2 separate regions of the Homo sapiens genome follow, and region 2 is linked to region 1. Evidence: chromatin loops called from intact Hi-C (ENCODE). Cell type or tissue: heart right ventricle. All regions are shown on one strand. Links, peaks and the distances in the headings refer to the core of each region. The heading gives the core; the rest is flanking DNA.

The links. Peaks named below come from ENCODE experiments on the same cell type or tissue, not always from the same donor. Only the 100,000 strongest peaks of a DNase experiment are listed, where the experiment ranks them.
Region 2: a loop joins it to region 1, with 2.1 times the contacts of the local background. A loop is called at or near these places in 1 of 110 quality-filtered maps.

Annotation. Positions count from the first base shown.
Region 1 is chr3:157,367,147-157,372,532 of GRCh38, reverse strand. All of the region lies in intron 7 of VEPH1 (ventricular zone expressed PH domain containing 1), which reads left to right. It overlaps LOC101928236 (a long non-coding RNA gene), which reads right to left. Exons shown (of 10, transcript XR_007096141.1): 8 at 801-1,130. Among named protein-coding and RNA genes, the nearest start is that of PTX3, 67 kb to the left of the region's middle. In heart right ventricle, for the core only: no CTCF peak of the experiment used is centred there; a DNase peak (open chromatin) is centred at 2,252.
Region 2 is chr3:157,202,270-157,207,655 of GRCh38, reverse strand. All of the region lies in intron 2 of LOC101928236 (a long non-coding RNA gene), which reads right to left. Among named protein-coding and RNA genes, the nearest start is that of CCNL1, 45 kb to the right of the region's middle. In heart right ventricle, for the core only: a CTCF peak has its summit at 3,123 (motif pointing left); no DNase peak of the experiment used is centred there.

The DNA of each region.
Region 1 (5,386 bases), core at 65-5,064:
GTTGAGATACAGCTACTCTAAGATGGGTTACAGTTGAGGAAAAATGGTTCTTAATATTATTCATATTCATCATAAAGCAAAAGATAGGCTTTTCATTAGTTGGCAGCCTGAAGGCTGTTAGATAAACTTTGCTATAGGTAAGGGCTGAATTCTAGGTAGACTAGGAATTGAATCACAGAATTTTATGTAGGAGTTCTATCCCCAGGTCAGTTATTGATGTGTTTTTGATTAAGTATATCCTCCATTTCTGGGTAACTATGTTTCTATCAATTAAAATTGGGTTACAGTATCATATTTGAGATGAAGACTATGAGAAGATGTATCAAATAGGAAAATTTTAACCATTTTTCCTGCTCTTCCAGTGTCAAATGCCAAGAGTGACAATGTCTTAGCTCTTTAATCCTCATGGCCAGACCCTATTGCTTGCTCCTGTGCCCAGACGATAAAGTCAGCCTAGACAAAGAAGAGCACATTGCCTTACAGGTCTCCCTCTTGATTGACAGTGCTTTGATGATATTCCTACTCTACGTTTTTTACAGTCCTTTATAATTTACAGAGTGATTTTGTAACTTGTGTTATATCTGGGTGGCAGTTCATTAGGATGGGGCGGCCGTCTTCTGTTAAGGCTACTGCTCACCTGATATGCCCAGTCGTCTCAGGAATCTAAAGATTCGGGGTCCATCTGAACCAGTATCTGCCAGCAGCAAAACCCGAAAATGTACCTTTACCTCGGAATGTATCCCCAAAAGGATAAAAGGCAAAGCCTACCAACTCCAAATAATCCACAGATTAAGTCTTACCTTACTACAGAATTAGTGAAACCCTCAGCAGCCTTGCTTGAGGAAAAAGGCCTCTGCCCTGGTCCACTTCAGATTCTCTTATTTCATTGTCTGGGCCATCGCTTCTCAAAATTTGAACGTGTCACTGGACACCTGGGGACCGTATTAAAGTGCACATTCTGATTCAGTAGATCTGGGATCAGAACCTGAGATTCTGCACTTCTGACAAGCTCCAAGGTGATGCTGATGCCGCTGGTCCAGGGATCTCACTTTGAGTAGGAAAAGCAGGGGCTTTGCACTTTTTGCTGATCCCTTTTCCGTGTCTTATTCTCTCCCATGTTGGTTAAATAACTGAAAAGTGAGCAAATGATTGGGCATCTGAATTAGAAGTGTCCCTTCCTTGTATCATGGCTTTTATATTTTCATTCTAATTTCAGGAAATTCTGTCTGCAGTTGCTCAGAATTCATATTTCAAGTACAGGGATTTATTTTTAATTGGCCATTTCTATATCCCAGTTCTTGTATGCTCATGGAGTAGGAGAGTCCCTCTCTTTTAGTACGCACTGTTTAAGATACTGCAGTAAGAGGAGGGATTTTATAGTCCTCCCTGGCTTTGAGCAGGAAAAGCATATCTTCTAGGATTGGTAACACTTGCGCAAACCTCCTTCTTTCAGTGTCAAATGTCCACATTAAGCAGCAGCCACTCAGGGTTTTACCATGCCTTGAATTTTTCATGCCCATTCTATGTGAGCAACACTGTCAAATCCAGTATCTTATACAATGCTTTCAGCAATCTGATGATGTAATATCAATCCCATTTTTATATAACAAAAATAAAACTTAGAGTCCTTAAGAGTTTTATAGCATCACTAATAAACATGAAATTGGAGTTATGAACCTAAGCTTTTCCCCATAAGATTCTGTTCAGTCAGTTTCCCCCACAACTGTCTCCTTTTGAAAACTCTTTTAAAATTTTGTGTAAATGAAGTAAACCATGGAGTTATTTCATTTTAGCAGAGTTCTACCATTGGCATGATCACATTCTGATCCCCACATAACTAGGTACCTGCCCATCTCTGCTTTTGCCCACTGAGCAGGTCAGAGGCAGAATAGATACCAAGAACTGAGTCTTATTGTTGTCCTTTCCCTTAACATTCCAGCTTAGGTGTTCCAGCAGCATTATTTATTGCAGTCCCAAAACAGATGCTAGCACTGTGAAGTTGGGGGATCTTCTCTATGATGACTGATGACCCAAGAGATTACTGAAGAGTAAGGAACGTAGCATTCTAAGAATTCAGGACTCCAATGTGGATTTAGTCCATTGCATTCTCCTACTTCTCCTTTAACAAGCTTAACTCTGCAGGAGTACATATCCTGGACATGGAATTGTAGGCCAAGATCATCAAACATTAACTAATATTATTTTTCTTTGATTTAAGGAGCCAGGAAGAGAGGCTGCCAATCTTTCCACCCCCTGCCAGCTTTATAGTCTCATCTCCCCGCTTAGTGAGAGCAGCGAGCAGCCCAAGGGCCAATTTGTTTCTAAGGGAAGTCCCCGTTCACACAAGAGGGAGGTAATTAGGCCTCCCCCTGGGAATCCCTAGATGTACTTTTAAAAACTTTGCTTTGGCAACAGAGACCAGAAACTGTTCAGACTAGAAATTATCTGAACCTCTTGTAATGTGGTGTGTTGAGTTAAGGCCAAGTTAATATTTAGGGGATTATAGAACTCTGGCAAAGATTTCTGTAAAATTACCTCTGGGGTCAAAAGTGACAAATGGAAAAGAAATAACAACCCCCTAAGTGAGCCCAATCCACTGGCCCCTGCCCCCACCACTCTATGAGTAAACACATACAGGACCCATGGATCTGCCAGCACTTTCACATTTGTGATGTGTTTCCTTGCTCTAGGAGGGAAGCAGAAGTTTATCTCAGGAAAAGATCTTGGTTTTTGAACTTTTTGTTCAAAAACTTTGTTTCGAACAAAATACTTCTATCTTTTTATATTAAATTTTAAAAGCAAGAGGAAAAGAAGTAAAGGAAAGGGAATGTTTATGATAAACCCAAACCCTCTATCTACCATTTCCTGACCTTCCAATTTATTGGAATTGAAATTTGTCCTACCTCCCTGCCAGCAAAGTTCTGTGGCATGCCCAGGTGGATTGATGGCCAGAAACAGAAAGTTCCCTTTGACCCATCTGGAGACCTTGGCTGCCTCAATGACTTCATTACCACCCCAGTCCACTGACTTCTGTGCTCTACAAATCTAAATCATAAAACCAAGGGAGATTGTGCAGAAGAGAAAGTCTTTGCGGTGAGAATTCTCATCAGCCTTAGATCTAGAGAGCATTTCTTTATCCCAGACATTTTATTGTTGCTTCTTCATTCTTCATATTTGTTCCCTTGCAAATTACTCTTTTTGCCTCTACTCTTGCTCCCTGCTTCTCTCCACATTTCATGTTTACCAAATAGCACTGTGCCATCCCCAAACCCTGAAGGGCCAGGAGAAGTGGCCAGTCTCTCATGGGCATCTGGTAGACCTCAGGAGGTTTTTTTTTTTTTTTTTTTTTTTTCATTTGGTTTTTGTTGTTGTTGTTGTTATTTGTTTGTTTTGTTTTTTGTGTTTTGTGGTGGTTGTTGTTGTTTAGAGGTGGGTGGCAGGCTGACTTCAGACAACAATGTGGTCTCAGTTCACTTATTCTACAAAAATTCCAGGTCCTGTGTGTGCCAAGCACTGTGCCAGACCAGATGGGTTGTACAGGTCCCTGCCCACAGTGCAGCAGGGATTTATCCCAGAGTTGCTTTGCCAAGTCTAACAAATAAAAATACAGGACACCCAGTTGAATTTCAGTTAAATAACAAATAATTTCTTAGTATTTTTAGTATAATAATTGTAGTCAAGTATAATATATATTTAGTATATTTCACTAGGGATATACCTACACTTAAAAATACTTACTGTTAGCCAGGCTCGGTGGCTCACGCCTGTAATCCCAGCACTTTGGGTGGCCGAGGCGGGAGGATCACGAGGTCAGGAGATTGAGACCATCCTGGCTAACACGGTGAAACCCCATCTCTACGAAAAATACAAAAAATTAGCCGGGCATGGTGGCGGGCACCTGTAGTCCCAGCTACTCGGGGGGCTGAGGTGGGAGAATGGCATGAACCCGCGAAGCAGAGCTTGCAGTGAGCCAAGATCACTCCACTGCACTCCAGCCTGGGCGACAGAGCGTGACTCAGTTTCAAAAAACAAACAAACAAACAAACAAACAAAAAACTTATTGTTTATCTGAAATTCAGATTTGGCTGAGTGTCCTGTTTTTCACTGAGAATCCTTACCCTTGAGGCACCCAACCTGCCCTCTTGGGGTCAGTGAGTGTCATGCCCAGCATCTCATCAGAGTAATGCTATAAAGCAACTTGAACATGAAGGAAGGCTGCTTCCAGCTACTAAAGCTCTGATGCATCCAGGCTGCAGGGCTTGCTAACCAATATCTGGTCACTGGAGACACAGGCACGGAAAGGGGCTTAAGTGGCCATCCCCTCCTACAGCCTGACAGTAATAAAATCTAACATGTGATGACTGCTTGTTATGTGTTAGGAACACTGCTTCATGTTGGTTCTGTCATTTAATCATTCTACCAACCCCGTGAGTTAAGTACAGTTATTATCTGCATTTTATAGATGGTGAAACTGATATAAAGAGTACAACAAACAAAAGAAGGATTTCCATAAATATGAAACTTTTTTAAGAATAAAAAACTGATCCAATAAAATTATCTTAGGACATTTTCTATAATCTATGAAATTTGAAGTTTTTTTGAAGAAAATGTGATTATTGTAACTGATATAAGCCAGAGCTTTAGACAGAAAGAAAAAAATTATAAATTCATGAGAAATTTTCCTCTAACAATTCATATGTTTTGAAGTTTAAAAATCTGTATAGTCAGGCACAGCGGCACACACCTGTAGTCCCAGCTACTCAGAAGGCTGAGATAGGAGAACTGCTAGGGCCCAGATGTTTGAGGCCAGCCTGGAAAACATGGCAAGACCCCCATCTCTAAAAACTTAAAAATTAAAACATTAAAACATTTATATAATGCTCAATATCTAATACTTACATTTTGGGTTACAAGTTATGCTTTACAAATTTTTAAGTTTTAATGACCCCAGCTATAGAAATATTTGAAATAAAGGCATCTTTTAATTTTGAAGGGTGATTAGGTTCCATGGAACCAGAGAAATATTTTAGTTTCATGACTATACATGAACTAATGTGGATAGAAAATAAATACTCCCCAAAATTTCTTGTGTGGTAAGTCCATTAGATTTTTTAAAATTAACCTTGGCAATCATCATGGTTTGTAAAATAGCATCTAGAGATAGCATTATCTTGGTTTCATTTGTAATGGGAGTAAACATTTAGAATCTTCTGGCTATAAGATGTCAAAGCCTCCCATCTATTTGACTGTAGCCAATATCATATATATGTCAGAAAGAAAAACATTTTCAAGCCTAGCCTCTATTCCCACATACTGATTCTTGCAATCTACCAATGTATATTTTATTTATGCATGGTATGAGTAGATAAAAATTATGTAAAGCCAT
Region 2 (5,386 bases), core at 266-5,265, 170 kb after region 1:
TGTACCAAATTTTTAATTTTTATTTTTGTCTTTATTTTTTTTTTTTACAGCCTGGACACACAGCACCCATTTTTTAATTTAATCCGCCATTGATGAGCACATGGATTGATTCCATGTCTTTGCTATTGTAAATAGTGCTATGATAAACATATGAATGCAGGTGTCATTTTGGTAGGACCATTTATTTTTCTTTAGGTATATATATACCCAGCAATGGCATAGCTGGGTCAAATGGCAATTCTGTTTTCAGTTCTTTGAGAAATCTCCCAACTGCTTTCCATAGGGTCTGAACTAATTTATACTTCCACCAACAGTGTATAAGTGTTCCCTTTTCTCTGCAACCTTGCCAACATCTGTAATTTTTGGACTTTCAAGTTATAGCTATTCTGACTCATGTGAGAAGATATCTCACCATGGTTTTGTCTTGCATTTATCTGATGATTCGTGATATTGGGGCTCTATATTTGACCCTCTCTCTGCTTAGATGCCATCTGCAGCCATGTCTAATTCACTGCCTGTGGGGTTCCGTGTTAGATATTTTGATTCTCCTGGAAGGCCTGAAATTTTCCTAGCCTGTATCTAGGGAAACTAGACACAAACCTCCTCGCTCTGGGAATATAGCCCCCACCAAAAGACCTTTTTTTAAAACTCTGTTTCTCCTTTGGCCAAGTAGGTATGAGGAGAAAATCAGGATCCAATTATTTGACCACATATTCCCTGTCTCTTCCCCTACACTCTCCTTCCTCTCCCTGTCCTGGGTACAGAGTTACAAAGTGTGAGAGTATGTGTGTGTGTGTGTGTGTGTGTGTGTGTGTGTGTGTGTGTGTAATGTCTGTCCTTCCCACCCACCCACACCACACACACATACACACATACACACACAGCTTCCTAAAAACTAAAACGGTTATCTATTTTCTCTTTCTGTTGGTTAAGGAACACTGATCATCTTGATTTCCCTCAGAACTTCTTTGATACTGTCCTTTCTTTCCCTGTTAAATAAGCCTTAATGATGAAGGGTGGAGGAGGAACAGGAATTAGGAAAAATAAAAATTATATTAGTGTTTAAATAGCATTACCATTACATACTTATATAGCCAATTTAGCTCTACTTACTGGATCATAAATATGAAATCTTTCAACTTTTTCCTAACCCTTTATCCAAATTCCATACTTCCCTTTCCCATCTCTCCATGGCATCCTAGACAGATTGCATCTTTTTTTTTTTTTTTTGAGACAGGGTCTCCTGCTCTGTAACCCAGGCTGAAGTGCAGTGGCATGAACACAGCTCACTGCACTGTCAACCTCAGGGATTCAAGTGATTCTCCCACCTCAGCCTCCCAAGTAGCTGGGAACACAGGTGTGCACCACCACTTCTGGCTAATTTTTGTATTTTTTGTAGAGACGGGATTTCGCCATGTTGTCCAGCCTGGTCTTGGACTCCTGAACTCAAGCAACACTCTTGCCTTGGCCTCCCAAAATGCTGGGATTACAGACATGAGCCACTGCCCCTGGCCAAAATTGCATCACTTTCTATTCATTTTTGGTTATTAAAAAACCAACTAAAACTTCAATTTCAAACTCCATTTAAATTCCATCTCCTCCCACTCCAAAGAACGCTTGAGTCAGGACCCCGGCTGTTTGAAGTAAGATGGGTGAGGGGGAGTGCGGGCTCTGAGATACCCCTCCTCCTCCCTCTCCTATGCCCTGCTCGAGTATTTTAGTCAGGAAGAGTGGGAAGGAAAGGGACAGGGTCTTTCCACCCAACAGGATCAGCTGTGGCCCTCACTCTGCCCGCCGCTCTGCTTCTCCAGAAAACCCTGAGTGTGAGTGCCGGCCTCTCAAGTCCACCTTTTGGAGCACATGTGAGAGCCAGTCAGAGGGCCCTGGGGGTGTCTTCCCACTGCACACCCCCATATGGAAGACTGAGCTATGGCTGGGTCTTTCCCATCCACTCCCTCAAGTATCCCCAGTAATACACTCCAAGTCATGGTGCATAGCCCTGGGAAGGGAGGATGTTGTTACAGCAAGTTGGCTCGAAGGCACCTGCCTTCCATATGTCCTCTTGCCCTAAGGAATTTCTTGCACCCTGGCCATGCCACATAATGGACAGGCAAGCTGACTGTTCCACTGTAGCCTCTTCTCTCTGATCACCCATCTCTCCTAGCTTGCATCTCCTCTGCTCTAGTAGAATGAATAGCCTAGCAAATCTTATGCCTAAGTAGAGGTCACGATGGGGACAGTCTCTTTCTTCACTTGGAAATGGGAGTGGGAAGCAGCCCCTTAGTGATGGCAGGGGGGAAATCACTCCACCCTACTTACTCCCCAAGGACAGGGTGTTAAGGGACAGAGGAGGTGGGTGGGGACTGGTGTATAGTTCTTTAGCCCCTTAGGAATACTCTGGAGAAAGCACCAGACCCCAGTTACTGTTTTTAGCTCTGGGCTCTGTGTCAAATACAGGGCAACAGAAAAAGGCCCCTCTGCCATCCTGTTATTCTCATAACTTAATTTCCCTTATCATGGTGGAATTCCCTTCTTCCTAATCCTCTGAAAGCAGATAGACTCTCATTTTCCGTGATAGATGAAATGAGTTCTGACCAGCAATCACTGAAATATGCCACAGGAAATTTCAAGTTTCTTTCTAAAGATCCTATGATTCAATAAAAACATCAAAAGAAACAGCAAGTCCCATTTATGAATTTAGCTAGATGATTAAAACTAATTCATTATCCTTGTTTCTGAGTGAATCAAATTTTTTTCAACAAGTTGATCTCTTATTAACCAAATACTTATTTTCTACAAGTTAGCAACAACTGAATCATTCATTTTCCCTTCTACTCCATCTTCTGTTCAACTCTAAATTATTTTGATCAATATCTTTATTGCAAAAATGGTTTCTGCCAATGAATTTTGCTACTATCTATGCTATTTGTAATTTTAGATGCATTTAATCTGAGTGGAATTTGGATTTCACAGTTGTGGCAATATGCAAAGCTCTAGTGATAGTCAGGAATCTTTGCCCTGAAAGGATTTAGGGTGTGTGTATTTAGATAGTTTACATCTTTAAAAAACAAAACAAAACAATTTAGAACCTTTGCGGAAGCATCAATTTAATAGTAAAATGCTGCCTCCTTCTGGATAAATTGTATGAAGCATGATAAGCTTGTTAAACTGCTGTAAAGGTATATCATCTTATGAAAAGAAATCCTTAATAAATTTCTTAAATTAAAAACTAATAAAACTAGAAATCTAGAGTAAGCCTTGAAAGATTACCTAGATTCTGTCTTTTAGTCAGTAAAACATTTAAATTATTTATGTTATATAGATGATTTGATTATCTGTCCTATTGAAGATCTTTTAATAGTAACTGAGAAAGTACAGAATAGATGACAAAACTGAAATTAAAGGTCCATCTCTACAAAAAATTTAAAAAATTAGTAGGGCACGGTAGCATGCACGTGTAGTCCTGGCTACTGAGGAGACTACGTGGAGGCTGAGGTGGGAGGATCATTTGAGCCCAGGAGTTGAAGGTTACAACTCTATGATCACACCACTGCATTCCACCCTGGGCAACTGAGTGAAACTCAGTCTCTATTTTTAAAAAAATAGAATTAGCATAATTTTCATGTTCACATCTTGAAATGTTTAAATACTCAATTGTCATTGTCATTTATACATATGCACATATTAATACTATATACCTAGAAAAATGAGTGTGTATATGTGTGTTTAGCATATTCAATGAAATGCCTAGGTTCTAGTCTTACTTCTATAGCCATATATCATGTGAATTTGGGCAAACCACGTAATCTCTTTCATCCTAGTTTTCTTATCTGTAAATTGAGGATAATAAACCCATGGTTATTGACTTTGAAAACTGTATGTGAGGCTCACTAAAATTAATAAAGCAGGCAGGGTGCAGTGGCTGATGCCTATAATCCCAGCACTTTGGGAGGGCAAGGTGGGAGGATCACTTGAGACCAGGACTTCGAGACCAGCCTAGGCAACATGGCAAGACCCCTCTACAAAAATTTTTTTTAAAAAAACTAGACAGGTGTGGTGGCACATGCCTGCAGTCCCAGCTACTTGGGAGGCTGAGGTGGGAGGATCGCTTGAGTCTGGGACGTCAAGGCTGCAGTGAGCCATGATTGCCCCACTGCACTCCAGCGTGGGCAACAGAGTGAAACTCTGTCTCAAAATAAATAAATAAATACAATACAATAATGCAATACAATACAATCAACAAATCCCTATGTGAGGTAGTAACCTAATTTCTTATCCTTAAGGCTTTATATGATCACATGTCCAAAGTGAAAGAATAGAACCATATCTGTGACCAGTAAGAAGAAAAATGCTTAATGGTGTCTTATTTATTGAATGACCACAGCTAGTTTGGTTGCACTCAAATCAATCAACTCTATGATCTAAACAGAGAGAGAAAGACGTTACAAATAACCCCAGACCACAATTATACAAAAGCAAAATCCACTCTCAATTCTCCAGAGATGATTTACCCCCACAGAGCCAAAAGAGCAGGTAGGTCTAACCAAAGCTGTTCTTGCCAGGGACCCAGAGAGAGCCTTGTTTGCACAGCCTCATCCTTGAGCCAACATTCCCAGACTCTTCCTAGAGCATTGCCTAGATCTAGACTCTGCCTAGATCATAGGATGATCAAGTGCTGACTGTGTCCTTGTTATATTAAAGGGTCTTTCATGATTCTCTGAGGATCCTTCCACCAAAGCACTACCCAAAATCCAAACCAGCTAAAAGACCAAAGGATACTCCAAATGCTCCAATTCCTATTCGGCCTCTCTCTAGTGGGCATGAAATTTAACCACTCTGTGCCCCAATTTGCCTATAAAATGGGTGCAACCACAATACCTACCTCATTAGGTTATTGTGAAGATCAAATGAATTAATACAAGCAGAGCATGCAGAACAGTACCTGGCATATAAGCATTTAATCTATGTTGGCTGCTGCTCTCAAGGCCACTATTATTATAATCATACTAATGTGCTTGTGCATGGCACTTACTTATGGACAAATGATATGTCTCTCTCACAGCTACTTCATTTGCTAAGACTGAAGCCTGATCCTTTAAATCCTCTGTCTATCAATGATTAAAATACGGTCCTATATTAGCTTCCTAACATTACATATATGCTTTAATTTTTCAATGGCAAAATAGTAAATTATAACTATGGGTGCTATTTGGGTTTTTTGTTTGGTTGGTTGGTTGGTTGGTTTTGAGACAAGGTCTCGCTCTGTCACCCAGGTTGGAGTGCCGTGGTGCAATGTCGGCTCACTGCAAACTCTGCCTCCTGGCTTTAAGTGATTCTCCCACCTCAACCTCCCCGAGGAGCTGGGACTACAGGCATGCACCACCAT